Regions from separate parts of the Homo sapiens genome. Here regions 1 and 3 are each linked to region 2. Evidence: read pairs that join two places in POLR2A ChIA-PET (ENCODE). Cell type or tissue: MCF 10A. All regions are shown on one strand.

Region 1 (8,000 bases), 110 kb before region 2:
TAACATTTATTGAACTTCTAAGTGCCAGGTGCCATTCTGAGTGCTTTACATGTATCAGTTCATTTCATTTCTATCACATACCCTTGGAGGAGGTGCTGCTGTCCTCAGTTTTTAGAGAAGAAAACTGGAGAGTTACCTGACCTTTAGTGAATTCATAGAATTAATAAGTGACAGAGTCTAGCTTCAAACTTAGATACCTGGATTGAAATCCAGAGAGTTTGGCCGCATTCTTAATGGTCTTACCCTTTTTTGCCTCTCTGAAGCAGGCCAGACTGATGGCCCAACTTACAGTTATCATCCACTGTGACAAGTTCAGTAGAAGTTGTATCTGGGATAACACGGAAGCTCAGAGATGGGTGTGGTTAGGGTATCTATGCGAAGGTGGTTAGTTTGGTAGAAAAATTGTGATGAGTTCCACATATCCATACTTCTCCAATAGCCTTGAGGAGCTAAAGCTATGATGTATTTTTTTCAATTGTAGGCTTAGAGAGGGATATTAGTTCTTGATATTTTATCCATGAGAGGCAGGATGAGATAATGTCCATTATACTAAGAGGCAGGCTTTCCTGGTCTATGGAGGTACAGCTAGTTTGTTGCTATAGATTAATGACTTGAGTCCTGGAGAAAATAGAGTTAATCCATGACTGTAAATTATAAAGTATGTAATTCTATCAGAAGAGGTATGTTATGGTATAAAATTTCTGGAACATTCTCTTGAAGGCTGAATTCCATAAATTAGTTGGTATATGGAGAGTCAGGCTGGTAAACAGAAAAATGAATAAGGCCAGAAAAAGGAGATTTAAAATTTTAGTTGCTGTTTAAGTTAATTTTAGTTCTTGTAAGATAGGATGAAAGACATCTAAGGGGCTCATGGAGGTAAAATGGTGTCTGGAACATTTATTAATTTTATTATGGAAAATAATTTTGAGTTGTATATAATTTGCCTATAACTTTGTATGACTTAACTAAATTCAGATCTTCCTGCATTAGAACGTGTGGTTTCCTGGTGGTGTCTACCTCCCTGGCACTCATTTCTCCAGTGCCTTCTTTATCAGCCCCCTTTTTTCCATTTGGGAAAGATTTTCTTTCTTAGTGGACATTAATTAGGAAATACGTAGCCTCAACAATAACTGAGAGCTATATTGAGTGTTTAAAGAAAGCTTGTTTAGGAAGATGGTAGTGCCATGAAAAGTAGGGCCAAAAGATGGTTTTGGAAAAGTTGACACGGATTCAAATCGAGGGGAGCATTTGATGTAGATCTGTCTTAATTCTGTCCCAGGGACCACAAGGATGGCATGTGACGTACACTAAGTCTAGCAGAGTGAATTTCTGTCCCATTACTGGGACTGCTGAGGCAAAGATGCTTTTTCTTGTTGGACATTAATTGGGAGATACAAAACCTTAACAGGGCCAGGCATGGTGGCTCACGTCTGTAATCCCAGCATTTTGGGAGACTGAGGCAGGCAGGTCACCTGAGATCAGGAGTTCAAGACAAGCCTTGCCAACATGGCAAAACCCCATCTCTACTAAGTAATACAAAAATTAGCCAGGCGTGGTAGTGGACGCCTGTAATTCCAGATACTTGGGAAGTTGAGGCAGGGAGAATTGCTTGAACCCAGGAGGCAGAGGTTGCAGTGAGCTGAAATCATGCCACTGCATTCCAGCCTGGGTGACAGAGCGAGACTCCATCTCAAAAAATAAAACAACAACAACAACAAAAACACAAATATTAGCTGGAGGTGGTGGTGGGAGCCTGTAATCCCAGCTACTTGGGAGGCTGAGGCACTAGAATCACTTGAACTAGGGAGGCGGAAGTTGCAGTGAGCTGAGATTGTGCCACTACTCTCCAGCCTGGGTGCTGGAACAAGACTCCTTCTCAAAAAAAAAAAAAAAAAAAAAAAGAAAAACCTTAACAGTAGCTCAAAGCTACACTGGGTGTATGAAGAAAGATTGTTTTAGGAAAATGGCAGTGCCGTGAAAGGTGAGGCCAAGACTTGGAAAGAAATCAAGTTCTTACAGCCACTGTAAGGCCACTGGATCAAATGTTGTCCTAAGCAAAACCTCTTGCTGGACTTTTGTGTTGCCCCAGTGGATAAATCCTTTATATTGTTTAAGTCACTGTGATTTGGGTATTTTGTTACTTGGAACAAAAAGTATCCTACTCTTTTGGGGTTTTAATTTGCTTACTATTTGCTTAAGATTTTTTTCTTTTGAATATTCAGAAATTTTTATTTTGGTGTCAAAGTAAATTTAGTGTATCCCCTTTCTAAAATGTCTTGCTTTTTTTCTTCTACAAAGTTTTCTTATTCTTTGTTATTTTACAATTAAAACATGCTTTATATGTAAATAATTTGTTTATGATGTTAGAAGAGGCAGAAAAAAGGCGATAAGGAATGCAAATTTATTTCAGTAACATTTGTCATAAAATACTAAGTTTTTTCTTCTTTGAAGGATTAGTATATTTGTGCTTTTACTCTGCTAACCTCTTAAAAGCAGGCAGGTTGTTTTTTTTGTTTGTTTGTTTACTAAGAATTACTAGGCATGACTTCACCAATGATCAGTTAGCCTCCGTTATTATAATTTTTTAACCTAAATGATTTGACAGTGATAAATAGCTGATGTGGCAAGTCTGCAAAAAGCTTTATATTGTTATTGCCTTTTATCACTTGTGCTCTAAATAATTGTTCTCATCTGTCGACTCTTAGATGCAGTTTTGTGAGGATTAGGATGTATGGAACAGAAAATCCCGCCTAGTGATTTTTTAAAATTCTCTATTTCTTTTCCTTCTTTTCTTCCTAGTTTTCTTCCTCTTCTCTCCAGTGTGTTTACTTATGAAAGTTGTACTCATGATTTAAGATCCAATTCCATAGACCCTCTTGCCAGACCACATGTATGTCTGTAGCTGCAGCATTTATACACATGGCACGAGCAGCTGGGATGTCTGGTGTGCTCATATCAGAAAACTCTGTCAAACATGTGGAGAGGATTGCCTTTTATGCTGCGTTCCCCAGCGTTATGCTCTTCCTGCATCATGAGTTAAAGCGATGGAATTTTGTCCAGGGTCAGAGCCTCTGCAAAACAGGAAACCTGTTGGACTCAGTGAAATAATGACTCTCAATATCCCCATTATGGATGATTAGGGGTGTCCTTGCTCTAGGTTTCCTTGACTCCTTTATGCATCTTTGTATTGTGATGAGGGGGTCATAAGCCAAACTGGGGTTCCATGTCTAGAGGCTGACCCTGTGGCATTGTTGCAGAGCTGATGGAAATTTTGGGGGGTTCTGTCTAGTTTTGTCCAGTTTGTTCTATTCTGGTTCATACCCCAATTCGAAGCTGAGGAAGCAGGCAGAAACTAGAGTCTATCAAGTCTTCGCTAAGGAAACATCTGTGCCCTCCTCCTGAGGAGTCTCTCCGTTTGTTGGCTGGTTCTCCTTCCTTCTGCATCCAGTTCCCTCCTCCTGTCTATTCTCCCCTCCACCTCCCCTTTCCCCTCTCTCTTTACCCTACTCCTCTTCTGCTTTCCTCCCCCCTTTTCTCTTCTCCTGTCCTTTTTCATTTACTCCATCTCCTCCTTTCCTGGAGTTCACTTGAGCATTTCTTTGCCCAGAGAAGTAAGCCAGGGTAAGGCGTTCCTTCTTCAGGGCAAGGCGTTCCTTCTGCAGACCACCATCACCTAGCCGAGCTCTGGTGAGAATCTGTGGAACTGCCTCTTGCCTGTCTCTTTCCACCCTGTGGGTCTGTAAACTTCTTAAGATCAAGAAAATTGTCTTGCCCCCGTTACATCCCCAATACATGGTCAATAAATATTTGTTATTTTCAAGGGCTGGAGTTAGCAGTTGATTTTAATTCTCTTTGTGTTTTTGAGCTGTTCCATTAGGAATCTATGTTATGTATTATTTTTATAATCAGGGCAGAAAGTTTAAAAAGAAATATAATTTGATAAAAGCTGTGTGCACAATAGAGGAGACTCTCTCAAGGTCTGCTTAGATGTTAATGGGGTCCTTGGCAAAAGCATATTACCTCACAGGCATGAGGCAATTATTTATAGTGGTTACATCAGCCAGAATAAAGATGATGAATTCTGGATTCTTGTCCCTGCACATCCTCTGACTCACTGCAGAATTCCAGGTAAAGAATTTGCCTGATTTGCCTTTTATTGCCTCTGTAACTCCTCCAGAGTTCAAGTTTAGAGCTTTTCTGTTAAAAAATAAAAAATAAAGCATTCTTTTGCCTCAACAGCTGAAGCCCGAGGTGCTTTAGAATTAGAGAATTGTAGAATTTTAAGTCTAGGAGAGAAACCTTCGATTTAATCTAGCTTCATTACTTCATCTTTCGGTTAAGAACACTGAATTTCAGAGAAATAAAATGAACTGAAGTTATCAAAATAGTGAATGTCAAAATCAAGGTGTTTTTGTTCATAGTTGTCAAACATTCCTTTGTTTGTTCGCTCTGTCTGTCTACACGTAGCCGATGCTTGAGTTCTTCTGTGTGGCCACATTGAACTACAGGTAGAGCATCTCTTATCTGAAAATCTGAAATTTGAAATGCTGTGAAACTGGAAACTTTTTGAATGCCAACATGATGCTACAAGTGGAAAATTCCATACCTGATCTCGTGTGTGGATTGGTCACAGTCAAACCACAGTCAGCCTGGTTTCATGTACAAAATTATTAAAATTACCTTCAGGATATGTGTATAAGGTGTGTAAGAAGCACAGATGAATCTCATGTTTAGACTTGGGTCTTTTCCCCAAGGTGTCTCATTATATGCAAATATTCCCAAATCTCCTGAAATTTGAAATACTTCTGGTTCTAAGCATTTTGGAGAAGGATTACTTAACCTGTATACTTTTTTTAAAAAAAGGAACTGGTTCTTGCCTAACAGAAATTACTCCATTTCAGAGTGTTCATTAATATCCTTCAGTGTGTCTTCTGATTCAACTTAAATTGCACAACCCTGACCCAAGATGTTGCCACCATTTTAAGCCTTTTTTTTTTTTTTTTGAAGAAAAAAATGCATACATTTGAGAAATGTGTTCTCTTATAATGGAGAGAGGGTTTCTCCTGCAAGTAGAGGCTGCTTAGGCAGTATTTACACTCGGTGCATGCCCAGCAACATTTCCCCATGGATGATAATGTCTTTTACAATTTCGAATGGTTTCAAAACATTTTCAAATCAAATGGGATTTTAGCACAATATTCCATCTTGGCCCTGTTTATTGTAAGAGCCATAATCTAATCTTATCTGTCTATTATGTCCAAACATTCTGTAATATTTCCCAAATCAACTACTTTGAAGTCTACACTCTCTATTTTCTGTCTGTCTGTCTTTGTATCTATCTATTCAAAGCCTCAGCAAAAAGGCTCAGAGAAGAGAAAAAGAGTTGGGTAGAGCATCTCCTTAACCAGGGTTTAATAGGAGGGTGGGCAGGAGCAGCCGTCTAATTTATTAGGCTGCTAGCCAATTTGAGGCAACCTCTTAGTAACAAATTTTTGTTACACAAAATTTAACACCTATGGCAAGAACCATAAGGATGCCTTGAGTAGCCTCAGATGCATTCTTTTTGTGTTGGTCATTGCTCTTAAAGGACAGTTTAATTCATGTGAGATACTGTTGCAGCTTGCTGTCCCTTTTATTCCTTAGGAAATGACTCTTCAGAGTCACCGTTTTCTTAATGTTTTAAAAACCTGTGCTATGTATCTAAATCCCTTTTTATTTTTATTAACACCACATATCAGTGGATTACTATAGTGCATGCACTTCTCTTAGTGGAGCCCCTATTTGTATCAGCGTTTCCTTGGTGCAGACTTCCTCCTGAAAATGAGCAGTAGCTAATTGTGGAATAATTCTTTTTGGGAACATTTTTGTCTATACCCTTCTTTTTGACTGTTTTCAGACTTGCTAAGTGTGCCTAATTTCATTGTGTTATTTATTTTAGAGCTAGATAGGTTTTGGAGGTTCCTTTAGTTTGATCCCCTTATTGTATAATCTGGCGAGGTTATCTGACATTAGCTAAACTCCCAGTATATTTAATGAATAGTAATTTCCATGAACAGTTTTAGTACTGGGTTCAATGTGGTGGACTATTTTGAAAATATATAATAATCTACCATGTTATAATGGAAGTTTACTAAATAGTAAATGTGATAGACACTGTATATATATAGATATATAAGCTGTAATCCTCAAAATAGCTAGGCATTATTAACTCCTTTTTCTTTTTGAGATGAGGTCTCACTCTGTCACCCAGGCTGGAGTGCCGTGGTGCAATCATGACTTACTGCAGCCTCAACCTCCCAGGCTCAGGTGGTCCTCCCACCACAGCCTGCTGAGTAGCTGGGACTACACGCATGCACTACCATGGGCTAATTTTTGTACTTTTTGTTGAGACGGGGTTTTGCCATGTTGCCCAGGGTGGTCTCAAACTCCTGGGCTCAAGCGGATCTGCTTTCCTCGACCTCCAAAAAGGCTGATATTACAGGTATGAGCCACCGTGCCTGGCCTATTAACTCCATTTTATAGAAGAGGAAACCGAGGCTCAGAGATGTTTGACAAATTCCCTGGACACCGTAACGCTTGTCTGTGTGGATACAAATCTGTATCTCCTTGGCTTCACAATTTGTACCATGGTCTGGCCCTTTCTTACCGCAAAATGATTTTGAGGGAGAAGTTGGGCTGGATTTTTGCACAACTGAAATTCATTTAGACTGTACTTTTGGCTACATTTTTCCCCCAAATTAGAAACACAGATAAATCTTTTGTATAGAAAATACCATTGCAATGCAAGTTCTCGGAGCTCCATTGTGTCAGTGGGTTTAAGTAAGTTACAGAGATAGTTGTCAGTAATCTTCAAAGGATATCCTAATGAAATGTAAACTATCTTCCCTCCCTAAATAGAATTCTCATTATATTCCCTTTGGTGCGTGAAGAAAGAGGGATGCAGAAAATATGATGAGCTGAGGAGGAAGACTGTAGGATCCTGTTTGAAAGTGGAAAACAGAAATGACATACTCTTCTCAACAGTGTCATAGTGGATGGTACACCCTGGTCAAAGCCCAGAGTGAGTCTTAAGAGGAGGGTGGTTAATAAATCAAGTCCCTTTGTGATTTTCCTCCCATATATTCTGGTTTCTATTCCTTAGTTCATGGCCTTGTGCCATGACTGGTAGAGTCAAGTTATTGCTTCTAATGAAAGTGAACTTTTGTTCAAGTCATGTTAGTTAAAGTGGATTCTATTAATGGGAAGAAAATAGAGGCATGTTCGAAAAGCCTGCATAACCAGTGTGATAATTTAATCTACCCGGAGTAAGTGTAACTGGTCTAGTCATAGGTTTAATAGGTCCCGTGTGTGTGTCTGTGTGTAGGTCACTGAAAAATCATTTCCCCATATCTTTGTTTTCTATTTATTCTAAATGATCATATTTCTTTATGTAGGATGCTTAGGATTCTGTGGAAAAGCTGATGGTATTTTTAAAAATAAATAGTATTAAAGAAGTGTTTCATGAATAAGTGAGAAAGAACCCTCCTGTTTTTATGGGTTTGTCCCTTCTTGTTAGTATATGGTGAGAGGGAAAAGTTATATCACAGAAGATGGAAGTCTCACCTAAGTAATCTTGTTCAGTAATGCTTACATGTTTATTCTGAGTTTGTGCAGAAGTTACTAAGTCTCATCAGAAAGAGGAGAATGTAGACTTCAAAATAGTTGATTTGGAAAATATTACAGAATGTTTGGACATAAAGTTTTTCAATTCACTGCTTCATGGGTTTTCTGCCTGTGGGAATAGTTTTTTGAATGAATGGAAGGAAAAGACCTAATTCCTGCAAGGATTTTTTGTGGAAAAGGAAATCAGAATTCTTTTCTAAATATATAACTTATGTTTTAAACAGATTGAATAAACCTTTAAGTATCTTGCATCAAACATAAAGTGCATTTAATTTAGCAAAGCTATTTTAATTATATATTTAATAAATTACTTAAAGGGTCAGTAGAAATTAAACATT
Region 2 (8,000 bases):
CCCCTTATTCCCTGCTGCAAAGGGTAAAACCAAAAATGTCTTCAGACATTGCAAAACCTGGTTGAGAACCACTACTCTAGAGAATGCATAGAAGAGATCTAGCCTTAAACCATTCCTCTGGGTTTGTTTAAACCCCATATTTCCACCATTAATGCAGCAGTGGTAGGGAAGACTCCTTAACTTCCACCTTGTCATATATATATGTCTTCTCAGTCATATCGAAGTACTGTGGTTTAAACCAATGTCCCCCCACAACCCACCCACCTCTACTGATAAAAATATATCACACTACTCTAGTGTAGCCTTAGGTTCCTCTTCTGCACACACATGTATACAGCTAGTCCATGATGTATGCCTTCCAGCCGGCAAAGGTCTTTTCTGGGTCTTCATGTGGTATCTGAACATGTCCCAATTCTCCATTTTCTTAAGACCACTCTTTGAGGTCATTGCTCTGACACTGTTTAGTTATGTAACACTGTGGTGAGCTACAATTATTTAAACAATGAAAAATCTCCTGAATTGGTGGTTTCTGCAATATAGGGAGGGTCATTCATTCATTTTCAGCACATATTTATTGAATATTTATGTGGGCTGCTCTTGGCACTGGGATTAAACAGCTATAAACAACACACAACACACTTGCCTTCTTGGAGCCTACACTCTGATAGGGGAAGACAGACAATAAATAAATATATGTTAGGTGAAAAATACATCAAGATGAGAAGAAAGCCTGGGCGTGGTGTCTCACACATGTGATCCCAGCACTTTGGGAGGCTGAGGCGGGAGGATCACATGAGCCCAGGAGTTCAAGACAACCCTGGCCAACATGGTGAGACCCCATCTCTACTGAAAATATAAAAATTAGCTGCGTGTGATGACATGTGCCTGTAGTTCCAGCTACTCAGGAGACTGAGATAGGAGAATCGCTTGAACCCTGGAGATGGAGGTTGCAGTGAGCCGAGATCACGCTACTGCACTCCAGCCTGGGCAACAGAGCAAGACTCTGTCTCAAAAAAAAAAGGGAGAAAGGCCAGATATACTGGCTTATGCCTGTAATCCTAGCACTTTGAGAGGCCGAGGTGGGTGGATCACTTGAGTCCAGGAGTTTGAGACCAGCCTGGGCAACATAGTGAAACCCATCTCTACAAAAAATACACACACAAAAATTAGCTGGGCATGGTGGAATGTGTCTGTGGTCCCAGTTGCTCAGGAGGCTGAGATGAGAGGATTGTTTGAATCCAGGAGGTGGAGGCAGAGGTTGCAGTGAGCCGTAATAGTGCCATTGGACTCCAGCCTGGGCGACAGAGTGAAACCTTGTCTCAGAAAAAAAAAAAAAAAGAAACACTAGATGAGGGAGCCTTGTGTTTTCAAATAGGGTCAAGCAAGATGTAAAGGAAGTTCAGGAGCAGGATGTTTGGACATGTCAGGGGAGAAGAGTTCTAGGCAGTGGGAACTGTAAGTGCAAAGGGCAAGAGGCAGGAGTGTGCTTGGTATATGTGAAGGGTAGTGAGGAGTGTCAGGGAGGGAGCTGTAGAAGAGGGGATGTGGAGGTGTGGTATGAACATACCATATGGAGCTTTAGAGGCCTGGTGAGACTCTTCTTCAATTTTTTATAAGACAAAATTTCAAACATACACTGAAGTACAGAGAATAGTATAATGAACCCCTTATTTGCCTATTACCCAAGTTTAATAAATAGTAACCAAAGCCACTTTAATTTTATATACTCTTACTCTCCCTCCCCAGATCATTTGGAAGCAAACTCTATATGTATTACTTCATATGTAAATATTTTTGTATGTGTCTATGAAAGGGAATTAAAGGTGATCATGGTCCAATATTATACTTTAAAATGATTGGCTAGTTTTATCAGATATCCAAACCATGTGTGTATATATATGCACACAAGTATATACATATACTCAATATATATTTCAGGCTGAAGTGTGTACATACACAATATCATGCTGATTATTTCCTAAATGCCTGATTATGTGTGTGTTTGTTTATAGTTTTATTAGTTTGATATCAGGACCCATTAAAAAGTTCATATATTACAATTAGTTGATATGTCTTTTAAGGTTTTTTTTTTTGTTTGTTTGTTTGTTTTTTGGTAAAGACAGGGTCTTGCTATGTTGTCCATGCTGGTCTCGAGCTCCTGGCCTTAAGTAATCCTCCCACCTCAGCCTCCCAACATGCTGGAATTACAGGCATGAGCCACTGTGCCTGGCCTTCTTTTAAACTTTGGGTTCCCTTTCCATCTTCCCCCTCCCCCATTAAAATTTTAAGAAACCAGGTCATTTGTTCTGACTTTCGTATCTAGCTTTTGCTGATCACGTCTCTGTGATATTGTTTAACACATTCCCTTGTCTCTAACCTGTAACTTGATATTTCGATGTAGAGGCTTAGTTGTATCCAGGGGTGCTGGAGTCTTTTTGGTAAGACTACTTCATGTGTGTTGTCTTGAGAAGTTCACAACGTCCAGGGTTTCTCTCTTTGTGATGTCAGCAGTCACTGATGATCATGGCTTAGATTCCCTGGGGTTCTTTAGAGTCTACAAAATTTTGATATTTTACGACCGCAGTTCCCCCTTTATTCACCAATTGGAATGCATCTATAAAGTGAATGATTTCCCCATCTGTGAGGTGTAACTCATAGGGAATGCAGGGGATGTGCTTGATTCTTCCCCTGTATCAGTTTTCAAGATTACTGCAGCAGTTCTCTAGCATCCCCTCAAGGTGACGTAATTTTCTCTTCTTGAACTCGTGACTTTAAACATTTGATGTGTTGTAATACATTACCATTGTTGTTCCTATTGATGCTTGATTATCCCATATGGGGCCAAATGTCCTAAATTTGTGGCTTTTACTCACAGGGAAGCTGTTGGAGGATTTTGAACAGAAGAGTGACACATTCTGAAAGAGATCACTCTGGAGTTTATGTGGTCACCAAGGTGTAGAGGGTACCAGGGAGGAAGTAGACCATTTAGGAATAATCTAGCCAAGATACAATGTATTTTGGGTCAATGTATTTTGACATTAGGTGGAAAGAATGGTGGCATTCTGGATATTTTACATTGAAAGGAGGCTTATTTTGGAGTTTTGGAGGGCAGGATGGTGAGTTTTCTTTTGGGTATGTTAAATTAGGGGTAGTAAAAGGAAACTGAAGTGAAAATGTATTGTAGTCCATTGGCTATATGGAACTGAAGTTTACTTCAGAAGATCTGTGTGTAGAAGGCTATTGAATAATATTCTAATGTGTTTCCTGAGATGAAGGTCTACTTTAAAAGTTAAAGAATTTGTGGATTTCGCTTTATTTTTTGTTATAGGGTGGTAACTGATTTTTTTCTTTTCTTTGTTTATCATAATCTGGCTGTGACACCCATGCTTTCGAACTTTCCCCGACCAACTTTCCTAAGGAAAGTTGAGGCCTCTTTTTTGTGTTCCATTATATCTTGTTTGTTTGTTTGAGATGGAGTCTTGCTGTGTTGCCCAGGCTGGTCTCAAAACTGCTGGACTCAAACCGTCTTCCCGCCTCAACCTTCTGAGTAGCTGGGATCCATTATATCTTTTTAGTATTTCCTTTTGTGATGCTTTTTTCTACTAAATTACAATTACTTTTTACATCTCTAGCTGCCTCTCTGTGGAGTCAGTGACTATATTTCAAGTATGGATTTGTTACCTCCAAAGGATAAGAGGATTGGTTGGTTCTGTGAGCTCACACTGAGAGATAAGCTGGTACCTAGTTAACAATGGGCATTAACAAATGCCCCAGAGCAAGTTGATAGTTAAGGATGTAGAAAAGAGTTCTGAGAGTATCCTATAAACCTCCACTGGCCCATATGCACCTTTGTGGAGTTAGAAACAGGTAGCCCTCCAGAAGGGCACAGAGCTGAGGGAGACTTCGTGAAAATGAGAAAAATGGAGTGGAAGCAGCCCAGAGCCAGGTGCAGGCATAAAACCATGGAAAGCAGACCAGATGTTGGTTCCTACTTCCCTCCTTGCCCAGGGCACAACCTGAACAGCTACCTGTGGCATCCCTGCTTAGGCAGACCTCTGGGATAAGAGTAAATTTACAGACCAGGATCTAATCCTATTATAGCCGCCAACTGTGTGCCCTCAGTTTCTTCATCTGTAAAAAGACAGAGTTTGACTTCATAGCCTTTGAAATATAACTGCTTGAATATACTTGCTATTTTACCGCAGTTTGGCTCTGTCTCTCTCTCTCTCTTTGTGTGTGTGTGTATGTGTGAAAGAGAAAGAGAGAGAGAGAAAGAGAGAGAAAGAGAAAGAGATGCCTTGTAGTACTTGAAAATTAGAATTCTTGATAAAATAAAGCTCTAATTTGTTCTAGTGTTTCTTTTCAACAAACCAGGGGTTGCCAAGTTTTAAAACATTTTAAAATGCATTAGAGGAAGTGAGTCAGTTACGTTCTTCATACACTACAATGGAAGTACACTTAGTTCCAAGTTATGAATGCTGTGAAAAATTAGGTTCTTTTAATAAATACAAGATGAAACTTTCAGGCTTTCAAAATTCATGTTCTTTCTTTCCCTCCTTATTCATATTAGATTGCTTTTGTAAAGTATACAGCACTGCGATCTTAAAAATGAGCTTTTCGAAAATAAAAATCCAAGTGCCTATCTCTTGCATTTCCAGTTGGTAGTTTCCTATCATCGGGTTTGCCTGTTCACACAAGTCTTTGCGGCACAACGGAGTCTGACTTCCCCCAAATTAATGCAGTTAGTTTATTCCTCGTTCTGATGATTGCCATATATAGAGAAAGATCTAATTATTTTTATGTGGCACTATTCCTCATTTATTTCTTGGGGACTATGAGTGATTTAGTTAACTCCACCAAGGGAAGTGTAAGATGAGCCTCCTCAGGGTGGCTGAATTCTATTCGAGAGCATCACAGGGAGGTGGGGAATAGTTGACGTGTGCTGAGATAAACTCTTTTACAAGTATGACACTGTTGCTTTATTTTTTTGCCCCAGTCTGCAGGGTGAAAAGGACTTTTCATTTCACTGAGGTGAAAAGTGGGTCTGTGAGTAGAGCGACTTTCTTTAAAAAAAAAAAAAAAAATCAGAAACCAATTACTTGATATGCAGAGCTGCAAGCCTCGTTCCTTTAACAAAATCAGTGCAGTGTGCACTGCCGTTAACCTGAGGAAAGCAGCTGACATCTCTTGATTACGGCTAGAGGTGGAAGGACCCAAACTTGCAGCCTCCCCCTCCCCCTCGAGAGAGTGTTAGTCCAGTCCTTTAGAGAGGTTCGGTTTGGCTCTCTGTCATCACCGGGACGCTGGCAGGGAGTGTGTGTCATGGTTACAATAGAGTGTGCTAACATATAACAACCATGAAAGCCCAGCGGGAAAGGCTACAGATTCCGGGGCTGACCTTGGAGTAAGTATTGTCTGTCTTTAATATTTTAATGCTTTCTGCATGGCACTCGCTTTCTGGCGACCAATAGCTATTTAGCATTTGTTTGTACTGACAGCCTCAGAGCACTGCAGTGTGAGGTGGAGGAACATGTCTTAAATGCATGGCATTTGGTTTCAGCTAATGTGGACACCCAGACCAGCATTTTGCATTGCAGTCAGAGGAAAAGCATTGCTGCATATTTAAAGTTACTAAACCCCAGTTCTGGAAACATCTTAACAGCTCATTGTGAAAGAATGTATCAGTAGGCCATGGTGTATCTGTCTTTTTCTCCTTCTCTCTTACTGTTTGTTTATCCCTATGTTGCCTTTTTCTAAAGAAAGGCCTCTGTCTGCATTGAATAATAGAAGACATTACAATGGATTAGAGTGCAAGAGAAGGGTTATTTGTGACGTTCATTAGATGTGATCCATGTTTTATCTGTGCAACAGAATATTAATGAACTGTGGTACATTTAGAATCCTCTCTGCAGAATCTCCAGCCACTGCATGCAATGTGTTTACCTAGTTGAGCTGTGTGTTTGCTTAGCTGTTTTTTTTTTTAACCCATTAACTCATCTGACTGCCTTGTGATGTGATGTAGCTACATGAACATGTCCACATCTAATTTGTGGCGCAGAAGTTAGACATCTGTGATGCAGGAAGTGTCAGCAAATTTTTATTTTAAATCTGTTAGTCAAAGATGCAGAAGCTGTGAGTTAGTCTGTGCTGTCACACTTAAAATAATAAACAGTAAAATATAAATCCGGTAGACAAACATAAATATCCCTCTTTCTAACTTACAGCACAGATATAAAATTACATTTCAGTGAATTCTGTACAGTCCCAATAATCTCATACTGGACTGTCTGCAGAAAGAGACTGCAGAATGAGAACTGTGCTTGGTTCTGAGGATTTATTATTCCTCTTGAATTTTGTAGATGCATCATACAAGAGAAATTATTTCCTTAATTAATAAAAGCATGACATTCTGAAGTGAATACTTTTCTAATCAGTCCTTGCTCTAAAATTGTGCCCTGATTTTATACTAATGAGGGACTCACTTACAAAAAGTTAGAGGGCTCTCACAACCTTCTTGCTAGCTGTGACATTCTTCATATTAGAGGTACGAATAGTATTTACCCATTGCCCTAACATTTCTCCCATCTCCACCCCCACCCTAACATTCAACTCTCACCATCTGTGTGGAATATTTTAGTGGCATGCACTCATTCTTCTACTTAACCCTCCTCTCTCTAGCTGGAAATGCATAACTAAGCCATAGCTCTGTGTTTAAAACCCAGGGGCATTAACCTCCCGCTTTGCTTTTGCCTCTGTTTTTTGTTGTGCTGTTTCCTGGTTGTTTTCTTTGGACTTAGTAGATATCATTTCACATTAGGCTTTTTCTTTCTTTCCTCTTCTTCCTTTACTTTTTTTCTTTCTTTTCTCAATCTTGTCTACATTAAGAGGAGACACTTCAAAGTAACTTTTTAAAAATATGAACTCAGCTGTGTCAAACATTCCATTTTATGATTAGAAGGACTGAATTATGCCACGAGTTTTATGACCTTGCCAGCGTCGACACAGGACATAACAGTCAGCTAAACACAGGGGATCTTTGGATGTTGTTTTGGTATCAGGCCACGCCCCCTCCTTCTATCCTCTTATCTTGGTAAATATTACTGTGCATTTAAAATAGGTAATTCTGTTTGCCTAGGGAGCGTGAGAGTGGAATAGAGAATCACTCTTAAATATCATTGTAGTATTAGTATGTGATTTACTTTGAACATTTTGTTTACCTTGAAATGCAAAATTACTCTAAAATGGACATAGCTAACTTTACATTCACTCATGGAGAAAGCTAATTCTGCAGTCTTTGAGTAAATTCAACTTCTAGCCACTGCAGAGGAATGTTATAATGGAAAGTCTTATCACAGATTCTATTAAAAGCAGATTTAATGTATATAAATTTAATTATCTGGGAATCTTACAGTCTTAACTCACACAGCAAATGTGTAGAACAGCTTTTGAATGTTCATCAGACATTACTGTTTTTCTTTCAGAAGAGTTTATTCCATAAGCACTGCAGCTGTGGAGTATTATATGAGCCTATTTTATGCTCTGTAGATGCAATCTAGAATTTTCCATTGGATTTATCAGTAAACACAGGGCAGTTTCTGATTCCTGTTTCAGATATTGAAATCTTAGGTGTGAGACATCAAATATATATTTCAGAAATTAATAAGTTGTTAATTTATACAGAAATTTATGATGCCTAAATAGCCTATGCCTGGCTTTCCAGTTTCTGAGAAAGGTAGATTTTTTTGTTTTTTCTTTTTTCATTGTAAGTATAGAATTGGGTACATAGACACTTCGTAGCACTCATCATGTGTGTTTCCGCATAGAGACTGGGAATGGTGTTAGTGCCTATGCATGCCGATTTTAGGACAGGAAGGAATAGATAAGACTGTACATAGACAAAATGATGGACATATCAGGGGACATTCCTGAGAGCTTTCCAATGAGCTGCTAAGTTAGAGTACAGCATGTTTAAGAGCAGCAGCTTTTGAATATGCTCTGAG
Region 3 (8,000 bases), 100 kb after region 2:
ATATTAGTGAATGCATAATTGTAATAATTTTAACAATAACATGAGCAGATAGGTTGCTCAACCTGGTCCATGTCTACCGGGAACATGGTTGAACATTATTGATGCTATATTCTTTTTAAACTTTGTTTTTTCTTTCTTTTTGATAGTTGCCGAACAAGCAACCGGAAAAGCTTAATAGGCAATGGGCAGTCACCAGCATTGCCTCGACCACACTCACCTCTCTCTGCTCATGCAGGTAATTGGTTACCATTTCTTGAGTTTTGTTTTATTTCTTTATTTGTTGGTTTTTTAAAATAATTAATGCATTTTGATATTTGGTATGTCTTCACATGTTATCTTTGTTTTCCTGCTGTTTTATCCCTAAGTTGTTCTTTGCGATATGTTAGCCCAGATCTTATCCTCTCTGTTTCAGTGTTTGGACTCTAAAATACAGAATTCCTTTTTATATGGGGTCTCTTTTTAATTATTTCTTTCTCCATTTCTAAATGCCTGGATGATACAAGACATGGTTTCCATGTTAGGAATATCCTTGGGAAATGTAAACATGATAACTCATATGAAAAGTACTAATGTTAAGAACTGTTCAGCATATTTCTCCCTAAAATTGAACTTGTCTAATACATTGTGATGGTCATTTTAGGGACAGTGAAGATTTAAGAGAGAGCCTTTGGCCTCAAGTACTTTATAGAATTATAAGGAAGGTTAGAACAGTACTGTAAAAACTAGACAATGAAAACTGCTTTATATGCTGGTTTTTTTTTTTTTCTTCAAAGTTCTATCCATGGTGATGCAAAGAAGAGAAGGGTTAATTCCAATAAAGAAAGTCTGGAAGAGTTTAAAGGAGCCATTTGCCCAAGATGTTGAAAGATGAGCAAGAATTTGTTGGCTGGTAGAGATGGAGTGAGAGAAAGGGAATTCTCAGTGTATGGCTAGAGTGTGGGGATGTGTGTACTTCATTAAGAGAACATAAGGATGGAAAGGCAGAGGAAGGTCAGGAAGTGGGAGGAAGTTTGACTTTGAAGCCCTTTCAAGGGTTTTGAGGAGGATCTGTGTTATAGGAAGGTATCTTCAGGATTGTGAAGGATGAAGGTTAGAAGAATGAGCTCTTAGCCCTACTTCACTGTACTCTTGTGAAAACTCTAATTTGATACTCATGTGTTCTCAGATGATCTTGACCTTAAATGCAGGGCTACCACTCTCACCCAGAAAGCAGTTCTTAAGCTCAGGGAGCCTTTCAAGTTGAGATTGGGAGTTGTCTGTTATATTACTGGGGAGAAGAAGGGAGAGAAAAGTAGTTGCTCCTTTGGAGTGAAATTTTATTTTCTCTGTAGAAATAATTAAAGGAATTAAAGGTGGTAAAGTAAAAAGGTAAAAGATAGATAAAATTATGACACTGTAAAATGACCACTAACATCTAGAAAGGCCTTTCCCAGGTAAAACCTTAGAGTTGGAGAAGCTCTTACACAGATGAAGACAAGTTCTAGACCACTCATAGCAGCAGCATCTGTAATAGCTAAACATTTGAAGTAACCTAACGATCTATCACTTGGAAAATGGATAAATGAATTGTGGCATAGTTATATCCAAAACACACTGTGCACATAGAAAAGAAGTGAACACTACTCAGATTTGCGTGGATGAAACTCAAATATATTGTTGGACAACAAAAGCGAGTCACAAAAGAATATTATGTAAGCCTTTCATATAAAGTTAACATGCTACATACAATATTTTGTTTAGGGATATATATATATATATATGTACATGATATATATTATATATCCTATAATATGATTATATTCTATATATTCACTGTATTATATTTTATGTATTTTTATAATATAAGAGCCTAAAGCAAAACATGGTAATGTTAAAGATTGATTTCATGATAGTAGTTACCTCTGAGAGGGCATGAGAGGGATATAATTAGGGAGCGGGTGTAAGCAGTGGTAACATTGTATTTCCAAGGCTACGTAATGAGGATACATTACTTCTATTACTACCATTTCTGTTTGTGAGATTGATATTACACCCTGTCATTAAAATCCTACAGAGGGTCAAACAGTGCCAGATACCTTACTTGGGACATTACTCTAGCACTCAGCACAGTGCGCAGCAGTGTATGCTAGATGCTAAGTGAATGATGATTCTGTTTTTTAGTATATAATTCTGCGATTTAAAGATTTTAATCTCGCTCCTCTTTATAGTATTTATAGCAATTTCACCATCATTTATGTGCCTGTTGATTCATCTTTTATAGCTGTGATTTTCTTCACTTCTAATATTGAGACGACAGAACGTGGTGAAGACTTTAATGATCCTTTTAATTATTTTTATTTGCTTTCATAGACTTAGCTTAAGTTCTTTCTCCTTCAACATTAATATAGAATTTAATCAGAGGAATGGGCAGAGGGAAGCCTGTCATTCAGGTTCTAAGAGTGTTTTGTTTTTGTTTTTGAGACAAAACCTACCTCTGTTGCCCAGGCTGGAGTGCAGAGGCACGATCTCAGCTAACTGTAACTTCTGCCTCCTGGGTTCAAGAGATTCTCATGCCTCAGCCTCCTGGGTAGCTGGCATTATAGGCCATGCCACCATGCCCAGCTAATTTTTTTTTTTTGTATTTTTAGTAGAGAGAAGGTTTCGCCCTGTTGGCCAGGCTGGTCTCAAACTCCTGTGCTCAAGCAGTCCTCCTGCCTCAGCCACCCAAAGTGCTGGGATCATAGGCACGAGCCACCGCACCGCACCCAGCATTGTTTTTCTTTATGTTATGGAGCCAACATGTTGTTGTTCTCTCAGAGGCAGTGGAAGCCTGTCAGACTTTCTGTGAGAAGTGGCATTTATTACTGTCTGGTAGATTCCTATTTCTGTATAAAAAGAAGAAAAACATGTGAATACGATACAGGACCAGGCCCCACATCCTGATAACATGCAGTGCCTCTTCACCAGCCATGCCTTTTGCCTCACCCTTTCTGTTGCTATGTTCTCTATCCTGCGTTGGACAAAGAGTGTCAGGCGAGGTTTTCTAGGCATCTCCATCAAAATGAGAAGGAAAAACCTCCATCTCTCAGCACTTATTAACCTAAAAGATAAAGTTGCACTTTCTACTTTTCTTAGGTGGGGATTACATGAGCCCCACCAGTCATCACGGACACATCGTTTGTACCTATCAGATGTATCAGTAGAGATGGGGACATTAATTTGTGTAGGGGTGTCAGCAGTGCTCTGGGGAGAAAGAGATATTGGCATACACAGTGGTCTGGAGCATGTCTTCACAAAATAGTGTTTGTGGGGAGCCAGAGATTCCTAAAAGAACAGTGAATAGCACAGTCTCATTAAAAAAAAAAAAAAGAAGGAAAGAAAAGAAAAGAAAAGAAGGCATAGAAAATCACAGGCTCTTATGTCCAGGAAGATTCTAAGCATGAAAAATAATCCAGAAGTCTCAAAGGGAAAAGACTAGTGTACCTCTCTTACAATGAAAATTTCTGTATCAAAAACAAACTCAAAAGAAATCAAAGTATGAAAAATGTTTGTGCCCATGACTGATTGCCAGTTTACATGAAGAAATTGTGTAAATTGATATGAAATGGTGAATGCACCAATAGAAAAATGGGCAAAAGGTGCAAATAGCATGACATAAGGAAAAAATAGCCAACAAAACATGAAATGATATGTCATTGCAATTATAAAAAAAAAAAAAAAGTGGCCAGGCACAGTGGTCACACTTGTGATTGCAGCACTGTGGGAGACTGAGGCAGGAGGATTGCTTGAGCCCAGGAGTTTGAGCCTAGATGACATAGTGAGACCTCATCTCTACAAAATTTCTAAAAATTACCCAGGCATGGTGGCACATGCCTGTGGTCCCAGCTACTCAGGAGGCTGAGGTGAGAGGATCGCCTGAGCTGGGGAGATCTAGTCTGCAGTGAGCTATAATGGTGCCACTGAACTCCACCATGGGTGGAGGAGATAGTATCATTCACCTAGCATGGGGTCAAAAACCTTTTTTAATTGATAAAATTCAGTGATAGCAAAGATATGGGAAAGCGGTCCCTTTCCCATGATCTAAGGGTTGATGTGAATTAGTGTAACCATTTTGGTTAGTGGTTTTCAGTATTGGTGAATATTTCAAATGTGTTTACCCTTTTGCCCGGCAAATTAACCTAAAGGAATTTATCTTACTGATATTCTCATAAAATAACAGAAAATTATAAGTATAGCATGGCTTTTGTACCTAGCAAATGGAAAGGTACCAGTTTTTTATTTAAATTTTTCTTCAGTAATGGACTAGTTAAGTAAATAATGATTCAGGGGTGTAACCCAGCACTACATAGTTGTTACAAAGAACAAGGTGGGCTTTCATGTGCTGGTATTGGAAGGATACACAAGATACATTGTTAGGTGAAAACATTGCATGTTGTCATTTCATGTGCATCTGTGTTTTAGAGTGTGTATACACAGATGAAAGCACACTTGTATATTCATGCATAGTCATAGAAATTTGTGGAAAAGGAAAGGAGAAACTGTTAATTGTTTAGCGAATAAGAAAGTAGGGAAATTAGCACATAGTGCCTTTCTAATAAAAAGAAGGCTGTAAAAATAAAACCCATAAGAAAACAACATAATATCTGCAGTAGTTTTCTATTGCTGTAGTAACAAATTACTCATAATTTACTGGTTTAAACAACATGCATTTATTAATCTTACAGTTCTTCAGGGCAGAAGTCTGGGCAGGCTCGCCTGGGTTCTCTGCTCAGGGTATTATGAGGCCAAAATCAAGGTGTTGGTTGAGCTGGGCTCTTACCTGGAGGCTGGGAAAGAACTCACTTCCAAGCCCATGCAGTTGTGGACAGATTTAGGTCATTGCCTTTGTAGGACTGAGTTCCCCGCTTCACCCTGGCTATCAGCAAGGAGCTGCTTTTCAGCTCCTAGAGGCTGGCTGCCCTCTGCGATCTTGTAGCCAGCAGGGGCATATCCGGTCATTCTCGCACTTCAAATCTGACTGCTGCTCCTTCCATCAACCAGAGAAAACTCTTGCTTTTAAAAGGCTCACTTGGTTGAGTGAGGCCCCACTCAGATAATCTCTATACTTGAAGGTCAACTGACTTGGGACAATTACAGCTAAAAAAATCTCTTCATAGTAGTATTCATTTTTGATTGAATAACTAGGGGACTGGAATTTTGAGGAGACCATGGTTAGAATTCTGCCTACCACAGTAACACTTCATATTGTATTTTGATTTAAATGAGTAAAAGTAGGAGCTCTAAGAGTGATACTTAAGAGGATGAGCCACAGAGGAAAAGGAGATAAAAACTGAGACACAGTGACTCCAGGCTTTTAAAGTGCTTAGGTAGCAAATGTAGCCCTGTTGGCCAAAATACCTATTTTCTGTGTCTTCAAAAGTTGTTTTACTATGAATTTGCAGGTGGCTACTTTGATGTATTTTTAAAAGGGTTTCTGTAAGGAAGGATGGAAAGGAGTTTCACTTTTCTGTTGGGCAATTTTAGGAGTTATTAAAGATAGGAAATATCCCTAAATCTCTGTCTATGTGTATATATAGATTTAGGTTACAAAGAGACTTCATTTCTTAAGGGTTAGTCACCACTGTATTTATGCAGCTGTGTTCTGCTTGTTTCGGGTAGGCACATGGGGTTTGGGCAACAAAACAAAACATCCCGAATCCCACTCTTCAAAATGAATCACGTGAACATTTTCATGCATATCCCTTCATTATCTCCTCTGCCTCCCACCCCACAACCACCCATGGGGCTTTGACTTAACAAATAAAACTCAGCTTGTAACTTAGAGGGTTTCCAAGGAGAAACTATATGACATCATGTACATTTTTTAAACAGAATATCTTCATTATTTCAGACAACTCTTAAGGACCTTTCTCCTTTTGATTTCTTTTAGAGTCTCTTTTTGAGCCATACATGAGAATTGTTTGCAACTTGCTCACCTTGCGCTTCAGCTATATCAGTTCCACTCCCCTCAATCTTGCAACTCGTTCATTAGATGAGATACTAAATTGGACGGTGGTAAAGGCAATGGTTTTATAAACAGGCATGTTAATGCAAATAATTGAAAGTTAATAGTCTGGCAATAAGGTGGAGATAGGGAAAAATAAACAAGGCAGACTAATGAATTCAGAGAAGACAGTCTGGGGTAGAACAGGGTAAGCAGATATTCCAGTGTGCCAGAGATACTCCTGGGAGTATCACAATTTTTTTTTTTTTTTTTTTTTTGAGACAGTCTTGCTCTGTCGCCCAGGCTGGAGTGCAGTGGAGCGATCTCCGCTCACTCTAAGCTCCGCCTCACAGGTTCACACCATTCTCCTGCCTCAGCCTCCTGAGTAACTGGGACTACAGGCGCCTGCCACCACGCCTGGCTAATTTTTTGTATTTTTAGTAGAGACGGGGTTTTATCATGTTACCCAGGATGGTCTCGATCTCCTGACCTCGTGATCCACCTGCCTCGGCCTCCCAAAGTAGGGAGTATCACTATTATAACCCAGTGCCATCCTTGATATCAGCATGAAACTTTGTAATATTCTACTGCCCCAGGACTTTAACCTTGGAAGATGTGTAGTTGGGCCGTAAGGGATTTAGTAAAACCTGAAATTTTGGCACATAATGCCAACCAAGCACTTACTTGTTTACTAATAGGCGTGTGACTGTTTCGTTTTAAAATTTTAAGAGAGTTTATAGGCTATGTTGCCATGACTCTAATCTTCAAGGCTTGTTTGCTTTAAAAGTGTGAGTTTCTGATTATAACAGTAAAGCTAATAGTTTGTAAGATATACAAGAAATCACCTGGGAAATATAAATCCTCTATTAACCCATTACTTGGAGATAACCCCTATTACCAGTTTATTGTATTCTTCAGTCTTTTTTCCTGTATGTACTCTGTGTGTGTGTGTGTGTCCATCTGAACATGTGACTGAAATGCCTATGTTGAAACTTTTGTTCCCCCCTTATCACCACCAAATAGTACAGTGTTGAAGAGTCCATCAGTACAAGCCAAACATAATATCTTACTATTCGTAATGTACATGTTTTATTTCTATGGGATTTAGACATTTTCCATACTCATTAACCATTTGTATCTCCTTTTGTTATTTACCTTTATTTTTATCCTTGGTCCCTCTCTTTTGTTTAATTTTTATTTTATTGGCTTATAAGAAGTGAGAACTGATATTAATCTTTTATAATCTCACCAGTATCCTTTTTCAATTTGCCATTTCCCTTTTTATAACAGTGAGGGTTTTTTTTTTACTAATAGAAGTTATTATTTTTCATTTTGTGCATGTATGTGTGGTCCAAACTGTCAGTCTTTTTTTTATTCTTCTGATTTCTTCCAAGTTTGTTGTTATGTATAGTTGTACAGAGTTTTGCTTTTTTGACAAGACTGGTCTTGCTCTCAGCATCTCCTGCTCTGATCTCATTGCTTCCCCTCCCTCTTTCTGCTTAACAAGTTCAGCACCAGTGACGCATTTCTTTACCTTTTCATACTCTTAGTCTGTCAGTATAGGATGATGGTTTTCCTAAGCAGTGAAGAAGTTCTTGGGCAAAAAAAAAAAAAAAAAATCTGAATTCTTTCTAAACTGTATTGGTGAGCCTACAAAGGAAGGAAGTCTGTAAGCCAAATGGGCATTACAACAGTTTTTTCCACCTCCCCAGACTCCTGGAGTTGACTGATACACACACCTTTCTGCTCAGGTATTTGTGGTACCATCAGATTTTCATGCAGTGCTCAAAGGAGAGGCTATTACTTATGAATTTTAGTTTGCTGGTGAGAACAATTTAGTCATTAGAGATGAATGATCTTTAGGTGCCAGTGAAAGAATTCTCTTTATAAGATGAGGCTGGGCTGGGCGCGGTGGCTCACGCCTGTAATCCAAGCACTTTGGGAGGCTGAGGTGGGCGGATTACGAGGTTGGGAGATCCAGACCATCCTGGCCAACATGGTGAAACCATCTTTACTAAAAATACAAAAATTAGCCGGG

The links. ChIA-PET counts read pairs that join two places held together with the same protein. Peaks named below come from ENCODE experiments on the same cell type or tissue, not always from the same donor. Only the 100,000 strongest peaks of a DNase experiment are listed, where the experiment ranks them.
Region 1: POLR2A ChIA-PET joins it to region 2 with 5 read pairs; 2 of 35 experiments call an interaction of 5 or more read pairs at or near these places.
Region 3: POLR2A ChIA-PET joins it to region 2 with 6 read pairs; 2 of 35 experiments call an interaction of 5 or more read pairs at or near these places.

What each region holds. Positions count from the first base shown.
Region 1 is chr5:66,845,943-66,853,942 of GRCh38, forward strand. All of the region lies in intron 3 of MAST4 (microtubule associated serine/threonine kinase family member 4), which reads left to right. Among named protein-coding and RNA genes, the nearest start is that of MAST4-AS1, 150 kb to the right of the region's middle. RefSeq lists an enhancer at 3,269-4,468. In MCF 10A, no CTCF peak of the experiment used is centred here; DNase peaks (open chromatin) are centred at 4,089 and 4,939.
Region 2 is chr5:66,953,891-66,961,890 of GRCh38, forward strand. The region is part of intron 4 of MAST4 (microtubule associated serine/threonine kinase family member 4); the gene reads left to right. Among named protein-coding and RNA genes, the nearest start is that of MAST4-AS1, 46 kb to the right of the region's middle. In MCF 10A, no CTCF peak of the experiment used is centred here; DNase peaks (open chromatin) are centred at 4,901 and 5,271.
Region 3 is chr5:67,054,258-67,062,257 of GRCh38, forward strand. It overlaps MAST4 (microtubule associated serine/threonine kinase family member 4), which reads left to right. Exons shown (of 29, transcript NM_001164664.2): 5 at 147-235. Among named protein-coding and RNA genes, the nearest start is that of MAST4-AS1, 54 kb to the left of the region's middle. RefSeq lists an enhancer at 4,710-5,252. In MCF 10A, no CTCF peak of the experiment used is centred here; no DNase peak of the experiment used is centred here.